2 separate regions of the Homo sapiens genome follow, and region 2 is linked to region 1. The links are chromatin contacts, found by Hi-C or POLR2A ChIA-PET in ENCODE. All regions are on one chromosome and are shown on one strand. Each heading gives the region's core, a stretch centred on a gene start or an enhancer-like site at or near the end of the contact. The rest is flanking DNA. Distances are from core to core; before and after follow the strand shown. Region 1 holds the start of KIF3B (kinesin family member 3B). Region 2 overlaps POFUT1 (protein O-fucosyltransferase 1).

Region 1 (3,999 bases), core at 876-3,375:
TTTGAGACACAAGGTCCAGGGCACAGGGAATCCCAACCAGGTGTAGGATATAGGAAAGTTCAGTATGACAGCTGTGCAGTAGGCCTGGAGAGCACTGGTCCAGATCAGAGCTGAAGCCTTCAGGAGAAAAAAACAAAAGAGAACTCATGAACTTTTTTTTTTTTTTTAAGTTGTTGTTGTTTTTGTGAGATGGAGTTTTGCTCTTGTCACCCAAGCTAGAGTGCAATAGGGTTATTTCGGGTCACTGCAACCTCCACCTCCTAGGTTCAAGCAATTCTCCTGCCTCAGCCTCCAAAGTAGTGGGGATTACAGGTGCCTGCCACCACTCCTGGCTGATTTTTGTATTTTTAGTAGAGACGTGGTTTCTCCATGTTGGCCAGGCTGGTCTTGAACTCCTGACCTCAGGGTGATCTGCCTGCCTCAGCCTCCCAAGGTGCTGGGATTATGGGCATGAGCCACCATGCCTAGCCGAATTGTTATGTTACACATCTGGAAAAATCACTGCTGATTATTTTGTCTAATTTATTAACCACATAGGAAAAAATTAACAATATCTGCAAAGAAAGCTAATGAAAGGGGGGAAAAAATGAGGCAATTATTAGCTTCAGGAAATACCAAAAGAGGCTGGGTGCAGTCTCTTTTGGTATTTCCTTTATTATTTTATTTAAAAATAAACTTCTTCACTGTAGAGAAAGTGTAAATCAAATTATGTGGGAGTTTTAATGGGCCAGGCCTGAGAATAGCACACATCACATTTAATTGGCCAGAACTTGGTCTGAACTGTAAGGAAGGCTGGGAAATACTGTCTAGTTGTGTGTCCAGGAGCAGGAAGAAATAACGTTTTTGAGAGGAAGTAGCAATATCTGCCACAACAGGCAAAAAGTAGTTGTAGGCAGATGAAGAAGACCATCTCAGGTATTCATTTATTCAAGGAGCAAAACATATTTGTTCAGCAACTACTATTGACTAAGCTTGGTTCCAGGCATGGTGGATACAAGAGTGAACAAATAAAAGACTGCTCTTATGCAGTTTCTATTTAGTGGGGAACAGCAGGTGTAAGTTCCATGGGGGTTGGAACCTGCCCTTCTAGGCCAGTGTGGTTGGAATAGAGTTTTAACGAATTTTGCAGGAAGTAATAAGGACTTCATATTTGATTCTAAGAGCAATGAGACTCCATTAAATCGAGTATTAATCAGAAAGTGGCATGATCTGTTTTATTTATTTATTTATTTATTTATTTATTTTAATCTTTATATCTGAGACGGAGTTTCGCTGTTGTCGCCCAGGCTGGAGTGCAGTGGTGCCATCTCTCTCACTGCAACCCCTGCCTCCCGGGTTCAAGCGATTCTCCTGCCTCAGCCTCCCGAGTAGCTGGGACTACAGGCATGCGCCACCACGCCCGGCTAATTTTTTGTATTTTTATTAGAGACGGGGTTTCGCCATGTTGGCCAAGCTGGTCTCGAACTCCTGACCTCAGGTGATTCACCTGCCTCAGCCTCCCAAAGTGCTGGGATTACAGCGGGAGCCACCGCACCTGGCCGCATGATCTGTTTTAAATAATTACTCTGGCCACCTTATGGAAAATGGATTGTTCGGACAGAGCTGGACAAAAGAATGGAAACAGACCAGATATTTCAGGCAGGCTAGAGATGAGCGTGGCCTGGCCTTGCCTGGGGCGGTTGTGACTGACTGGATTGGGTGAAGGACAGGAAAGCTACAACAAGGGTGCCTATAGGTGTTCGTATTGAGTCACTGGGGGCACCCTAAATGGGAGTTACCTCAGTAGCAGTTTGAGACACCAGTCAGATAATGGATGTGAAAGCTTTTAGAAAGGTTGAACGGCGGCTGAAATCGCGTGTGTTCCATTTACAGATGGGAAACTGAGGCACGAGATACCAGAGGATGGAGTCAGGCCACGTTGTGCGCCACTCTCCCCGCTTAGGTGGGTGAGGAGACCGAGGTGTGTTGGGCCCCCGCTAAACACCAGCACCGACCTGAGCCCCGCCCAGACCCCTCCAGCCGGCTTTCCCTGTCCTCTGCTCGTGTGCCAATAAAGTTATTGAAATTGACACCGGTTGCTAAGGAAGTGGGTCGCCGAGCCAGGTTGCTAAGGAAGTGAGCGGCCACTGTCTCTCCCCATCCGGGGCAGCGGGGAATGGCTGAGCCAGGGGTTCGCCGCCCCCGCCGCCGCCGCCGCCGCCGCCGCCGCCGCCGCCGCCCGCTTTCGGCTCGGGCCTCAGGTGAGTCGGAGGGGCCGGGCGCCCACCGAGCAGGGCTAATCCTGTGGCCGCCTGGGGTTTTCCCTGCGACCTGCGCCCGCGCCTCTGCCTGGCTTTGCTGTCCCGCGAGCCGGAGCATCCTCTGCCCTGCCTCCTAGGCATCCTTTGGTAGTCCGGACGGCCTTGCCCCTCCTTCCCCTGGCAGGGTCGCGGCCCGACCCCCAGACACGGCCACCTTGGGTCGCAGCCCACCTGGGGGCCCTGAGGCGGTGGTCAGGGCCCCAGTTTGGGAGGAGGGCGGGGAAGCGAGAGCCTGGGGTCCGAACCTCGGCGCTGTGCTGGGCTTGCTGTGTGACCTTGGGCAAGTCTTTTCACCTCCCTGGCCTTAGCTGACCTGTTTATTCAATGGGGTCCTAACATTGCTGCTCAGAGTGGTAAAGATAATGAGAAGTGTATGTGAAAGTGCCCTAAATGGGGAGAGGGAGAATTCTTAGGGCACCCTAGATGGGAGACCAAGAGGGCAGTTTGAAGTCTGAGCGAGTTAGAGACGTGGCATTTCCACTTAGTAACTGTGTGGCCCTGGGCAAGTTAATTTCTCTGAGTCTTCTTTTCCTTATCTGTGAAATGAGGTAATAGACTACTGTGGAAATCAGTGAGACTGGGTATGTCAAGTAGCTTGGCACATAGTAAGTGCTCAACCAGCTATTATGAGGCGTCCAGGGTAGGAGGGCAAGACTTCCAGGAGGAGATGACTTTGGGACAGGTAAGGTGTAGGTGTGTAGAGTGCCAGCTCATATGGGTAGTCCTACTGCAATGCCAACCCCCAACCCCGGTTTTACTTCTCCATTCTGCTCAGAGCAAGGGAGGTACTTCTACAAGTAGTCCTGGGAAACTCTTTGAGGTCAACCCCTTGTAGATAGCTGGGGTCATGGTCTCATTTTCTACCTGGGCTTCGTTGACCCTTCCAGAAGAAAAAAGGCATCTTTGTGTCCTTTGGGAAGTGCTTAAAGCAGTAATAACTATTTACAAGCATATGATTAAGAAGCACTTTACCAGGCATATTATTTCATTTAATCTTTATGTAGACTTTGCCAGGTGCCTGGTGATGTCATCCTCATTTTGCCGATGAGGAAACTGAGGTTCAGAAAAGTAAAGGGAAGGACCTGCTTAAGAATCCTTTTTTTTTTTTTTTTTTTTGAGACAGAGTCTTAGTCTGTTGCCCAGGCTGGAGTGCAGTGGCGCGATCTCAGCTCACTGCAACCTCCGCCTCGTGTGTTCAAGCGATTCTCCTGCCTCAGCCTCCCGAGTAGCTGGGACTACAGATGTTCACCACCTCGTCCACTAATTTTTGTAGTTTTAGTAGAGACAAGGTTTCACCATGTTGGCCTGGCTGGTCTCGAACTCCTGGCCTCAAGTGATATACCTGCCTCGGCCTCCCAAAGTGCTAGGATTACATGCGTGAGCCACCACACCCAGTCATTGCCTAAGAATCTTGTATCTATTAAGTGATGGAAGTGGACGTGTTTCTAGGTAAATCCTGTATTTTATCCCCCATTCACTGTTGCCTCTGATTTTGCAACAGTTGCTATTATAAGGCCACAGGGGTATTCTTTTGTTACTTTTAACTGGCTAGAAGTTAAAAGGCAAGGAAACAAGATCTCAGGTAAAGCTTTATTTAAATAGATACCACCCAAAGTGAGGATCTCAGAAAATAGTTGGAATCTTTTTTTTTTTTTTTGAGACGGAGTTTTGCTGTTGTTGCCCAGGCTGGAGTGCAATG
Region 2 (4,361 bases), core at 960-3,459, 50 kb before region 1:
GCAAGCTCTGTCTCACAGGTTCGCCATTCTCCTGCCTCAGCCTCCCAAGTAGCTGGGATTACAGGTGCCCACCACGACGTGTGGCTAATTTTTTGTATTTTTAGTAGAGACGGGGTTTCGCCGTGTTAGCCAGGATGGTCTCGATCTCCCGACCTCGTGATCCACCTACCTTGGCTTCCCAAAGTTCTAGGATTACAGGCGTGAGCCACCGCGCCCGGTCAACTTTTTTAAATTTTTTTTGAGACAAGGTCTCACCCTCCCACCCTGGCTGGAGTGCAGTGGCACGATCATGGCTGACTGCAGCCTCAACCTTCCAGGCTCAAGCGATTTTCCCATGTAGCCTCCTAGGTAGCTGAGACCACAGGCACACACCACAACACTTGGCTAATTTTTTGATATTTTTGGATAGATGGGGTGTTGCCATGTTGCCCCAGGCTGGTCTTGAACTCCTGGGCTCAAGTGATCTGCCCACCTCAGCCTCCCAAAGTGCTGGGATTACAGAAGTGGCCACCACACCCAACCACAATTGAAAAAAAACAAAAACAACAACAAAAAAACAGCTTTATGATGTGGGAACTGTTATCTCTATTATGTGGATGAGGAGCTAAGGCACAGAGTGGTAAAGTCACCTGCCCAAGTTAGCTAGTGGCATAGTCAACATTGGAACAAAGCATTCTGGCTTAACCTACAATCTTCATCATTCCACTCCATAGAAAGCACGCAGAAGAACACTCCCCTCCTTTTTGATGTCTATAGTAAAAGTGCAATCATACATTAAAACACATTACCCTCTGGGAAGGATGATGGCAGGATGAGCTTGTATTTAGGTGTGTGTTTTTTGTTTTGTTTGTTTTGTTTTGTTTTTAAACCTGAAACAAAGCAAAGTTAGTTTCTGCTGATTTGGGTCATGGGTATATAAATTATTAAATTATTTTCTGTATTTGCCTGGATGGTTTGAAATATTTCATAGTTTTTATTTGAAATTTTCATTGAGGTCATTGTACATTTACATGCAGTTGTAAGAAATAAGACAGCAACCTCCCATGTACCCTTTACCCAATTTCCCCCAATGGTAACATTTTGCAAAACTATAGTACAGTATCACAACCAGGATATTGACATTGATACAATTTACCCATCTTACTCAGTTTTCTTGTACTTACTTCTGAGTGTGTGAGTGCATGCCTGTGTGTGTGTGTGTGTGTGTGTGTGTATTTCTGTGCAGTTTTATCGTGTGTGGGTTTATGTATCCACTACTATAGTTAATACACTGAACAGTTCCATTATCACAAGGATCCTTGTGTTGCCAGTTTATAACCACACCCACCTCCCTAAACATATACACCCCATTCCTAACCTCTGCCAACTACTAATCTCTTCTCCATGCTATTGTTTTAAAATGTTTATATAAATGGAACCATACAATACATAACCTTTGAGATTGCCCACCCTCCCTGACCCAAGGATAATTCCCTTGACATCATCCAAATTGTTGCCTGTATTGATACTGTGTTCCTTTTTTTGGTGGGGTTCATATTCCATGATACAGAGGTACAGCAGTTTGTTTAACTGTTTACTTGTGAGTGACGTCTGGGTTGTTTCCAGTTGGGGGCTATTTTATGAATAAAGCTGCAAGGGACATTGGTGTATAGGCTTGTGTGAACATAAGTTTTCATTTTTCTTGAATAAATGCCTAAGAGTACAATTGCTGGGTCATGTAACTGCATGCCTAACTGCCAAACTGTTTTCCAGAATGGCTGTTCCCATTTCATACTTTTAAGGAAAGGATTTTGGCTGGCAGAAGGCACTTCCCCCCTCCAGCTGGAGGGAAGAAGTATACAGAGATCTAGAACTTGAAAGTGCATTGTGAACATGGAACAGCAAGGGGTTTCGTGCTGCTGAGAGGTAGTCTGGGTTTAGCTGAAGAGGGAACACAGGTTTGCTCCTCATTTGTTCAGTCAAGAAGTATTGACCGGGCGCGGTGGCCCACACCTGTAATCCCAACACTGGGAGGCCTAAGTAGGCAGATCACTTGAGTCCAGGAGTTCGAGACCAGCCTGGGCAACATGGCGAAACCCCGTCTCTACAAAAAAAATGTAAAAAATTAGCTGGGCCTGGTGGCACTTATCTGTAGTCCCAGCTACTCAGGAGGCTGAGATGGGAAGGTCTTGCCTTGAGCCTGGAGGCGGAGATTGCAGTGAGCCGAGATCACGCCACTGCCCTCCAGCCTGGGTGACACCTGGGTGACAGCAAGATCCTATCTCAAAAAAGAAAAAGAAAAGAAAAATATTTACCAAGCTCTTGGGTGTGCCAGACACTATTCTGCGCATACTGGAGCACTGCCTTCCCACAGCAAGGACAGAGGTGAAATAATTATGAGATGGACTGTGTATGAGGGGGAAGCAGGGGCTTGGGAGGGCATGATAGGGGCACCTGCAGACCCCTGCTCCCTTCCATAGCGCAGGGACTATGCCTGTCTTGTTTTCCTCCAGGTCCCAATACATAGTAGGCAATCAATAAATGTTTTTTAAATGTTGAATGAATGATTCAAATCCAGTATACATAGTCCCTGTGAGTGTGACCTGGCCGTTGCTTCTGTAAGCAGCTGCATGTCCCAGTCCTGCCATGTAGGTAAAAGGGCAAAGGCTTGGTCCAGACACCCCACCCTGGAATGAATTACTGCACCGCAGATTGGAAGCCAGTGTGACATATAAAAGGTTGGAATGCTCTCCTGTAAAGTTTTAATTGTTCGACAAGCAAAGAGGGTTGTAAATTCCATGTGGCGGGACAGTATTGCATATTGTGCCTGTTGCCGCCGCCACCAAGGTTCCTTATCAGCCCGTTGGTATTTCACAACCTCTCGTGTTTCTTGCGTGTTGCAGGGGCCCCTCCGCAGGGTCTCTGGGGCATGGTGCAACACCATCCTTTTTCCCGTGGGGGTGGCAGCCAGGCTCTCTGTGCGTCCTCTGACTTCCCTCATTCCATCTCCTGTCTAGATTTTCTCCAAAGGAACATCCGGTGCTTGCCCTGCCAGGAGCCCCAGCCCAGTTCCCCGTCCTAGAGGAACACAGGCCACTACAGAAGTACATGGTATGGTCAGACGAAATGGTGAAGACGGGAGAGGCCCAGATTCATGCCCACCTTGTCCGGCCCTATGTGGGCATTCATCTGCGCATTGGCTCTGACTGGGTAACTTCCCCCTTCCTCTCTCACTGGCTAACTTGGATGTGTCCCTGAGCATGGCCCTGGCCTGTAGGGATCGGCCCCGCGTCCCAGCCAGAGCAGAGATCTCTCACTTGTTCTGGTTCGTGGGATTGTGTCCCATCATCCCACTGCAGCACATATCAAAATGTAACTCCAGAGTGCCTGCCAGCCAGGTCTCACTTTAGCAGCAGCTGTTTTTATCCTCATTTTACAGATGGATAAACTGAGAGATCAAGCCAGACCCCAGGTCAGGCAGCAAGCCATAAAGAGGCCACAGTCCAGGAGTCCCCTGTCCTAGCTCAGTGTCTGGCTGGTAGACTCCGTGTTGAAAAACTGACTGTGGAGATGAGGCATGGCTCCCAAGAAATGAAGATGTCATCCTAACAGAATTTGGAGGCTGTTTAAATGTGCAGAATCCTTGTATTCCAATGAGGTTTTCACCTCTGTGTGAAAATAACAGAATCAATATAGATGGTCACCTTGATTTACCTAAGAAGATATATAGATATGTTAGAAATGCTCATTGCAGAAAACTTGAAAAATACTAAAATTAAAATTCACTCATAGCCAATTGATGAGGTAATCTTACATTTACCCACTAAACTCTCCTCTTTCCCCCAGCCCCCACAAAGAAAGGGAGCCAGAGCCAGGATGTCTTATGAGTGGCTCCAACCAGACATTCAAGGAATAGTAATTCCCATCTATACTTTCCTACAACATCAAGAGATATAAGATTCTATTTTTTATAAAGCTAGCATAACACTAATACCAAACTCAGATAAGGTCAGCTCAGAAAATTATAGCCTGTTCTTGCTTATGAACACAAATGCATAGGCCCTAAGTGAAATATTAACAGGTCAAAGCCAATAACATATTAGCACACAACACAAAACACGTAAAAATCTATCGCAAGAATGTAATCAAATTTACTATATTAACACCCAAAGAAGAAAAATCATATGATCATCTCAATAGAGGCCAAGAAAGCATTTGATAAAAGTCACCACCTGTTCATGATAAAAACTCATAACTAACCAGGAATAGAATGGACCCACCTTAACTTGATAAAGGCTATCTCTCGAAACCACAGCAGATAGCATACCTCCTGGGGAGCTATTGGAAGTGTTCCCACTGTAGTTGGGAATCATATAAGGCTG

The links. Hi-C counts contacts between places; a loop is a spot of excess contacts on that map. ChIA-PET counts read pairs that join two places held with the same protein, here RNA polymerase II (POLR2A). Pooled maps may share reads with other maps.
Region 2: a map of Right ventricle myocardium superior shows a loop between it and region 1 (2.1-fold over the local background). The contact joins the enhancer-like site here to the promoter of KIF3B in region 1. A Hi-C loop is called at or near these places in 6 of 168 maps with a recorded cell type or tissue (Caco-2, Right ventricle myocardium superior, astrocyte of the cerebellum and 3 more), 1 of 37 single-sample maps with no recorded cell type and 14 of 50 pooled maps. POLR2A ChIA-PET finds 5 or more read pairs at or near these places in 18 of 52 experiments (A549, A673, B cell and 13 more).

The regions. Positions count from the first base shown.
Region 1 is chr20:32,275,526-32,279,524 of GRCh38, forward strand. KIF3B (kinesin family member 3B) reads left to right here and starts at 2,126. Exons shown (of 9, transcript NM_004798.4): 1 at 2,126-2,240. It overlaps LOC124904885 (a long non-coding RNA gene), which reads right to left and starts at 2,018. Exons shown (of 2, transcript XR_007067561.1): 1 at 1,779-2,018; 2 at 1-117. RefSeq lists enhancers at 1,882-1,931, 1,978-2,488 and silencers at 2,142-2,301, 2,322-2,501.
Region 2 is chr20:32,225,267-32,229,627 of GRCh38, forward strand. It overlaps POFUT1 (protein O-fucosyltransferase 1), which reads left to right. Exons shown (of 7, transcript NM_015352.2): 5 at 2,997-3,189. LOC124904884 (a long non-coding RNA gene) reads right to left here. Exons shown (of 2, transcript XR_007067560.1): 2 at 1-3,693. Among named protein-coding and RNA genes, the nearest start is that of MIR1825, 10 kb to the right of the region's middle. Within about 2 kb of position 2,210, at least 6 of the 41 ENCODE cell types and tissues checked have a DNase peak (open chromatin) inside an H3K27ac peak, as active enhancers do.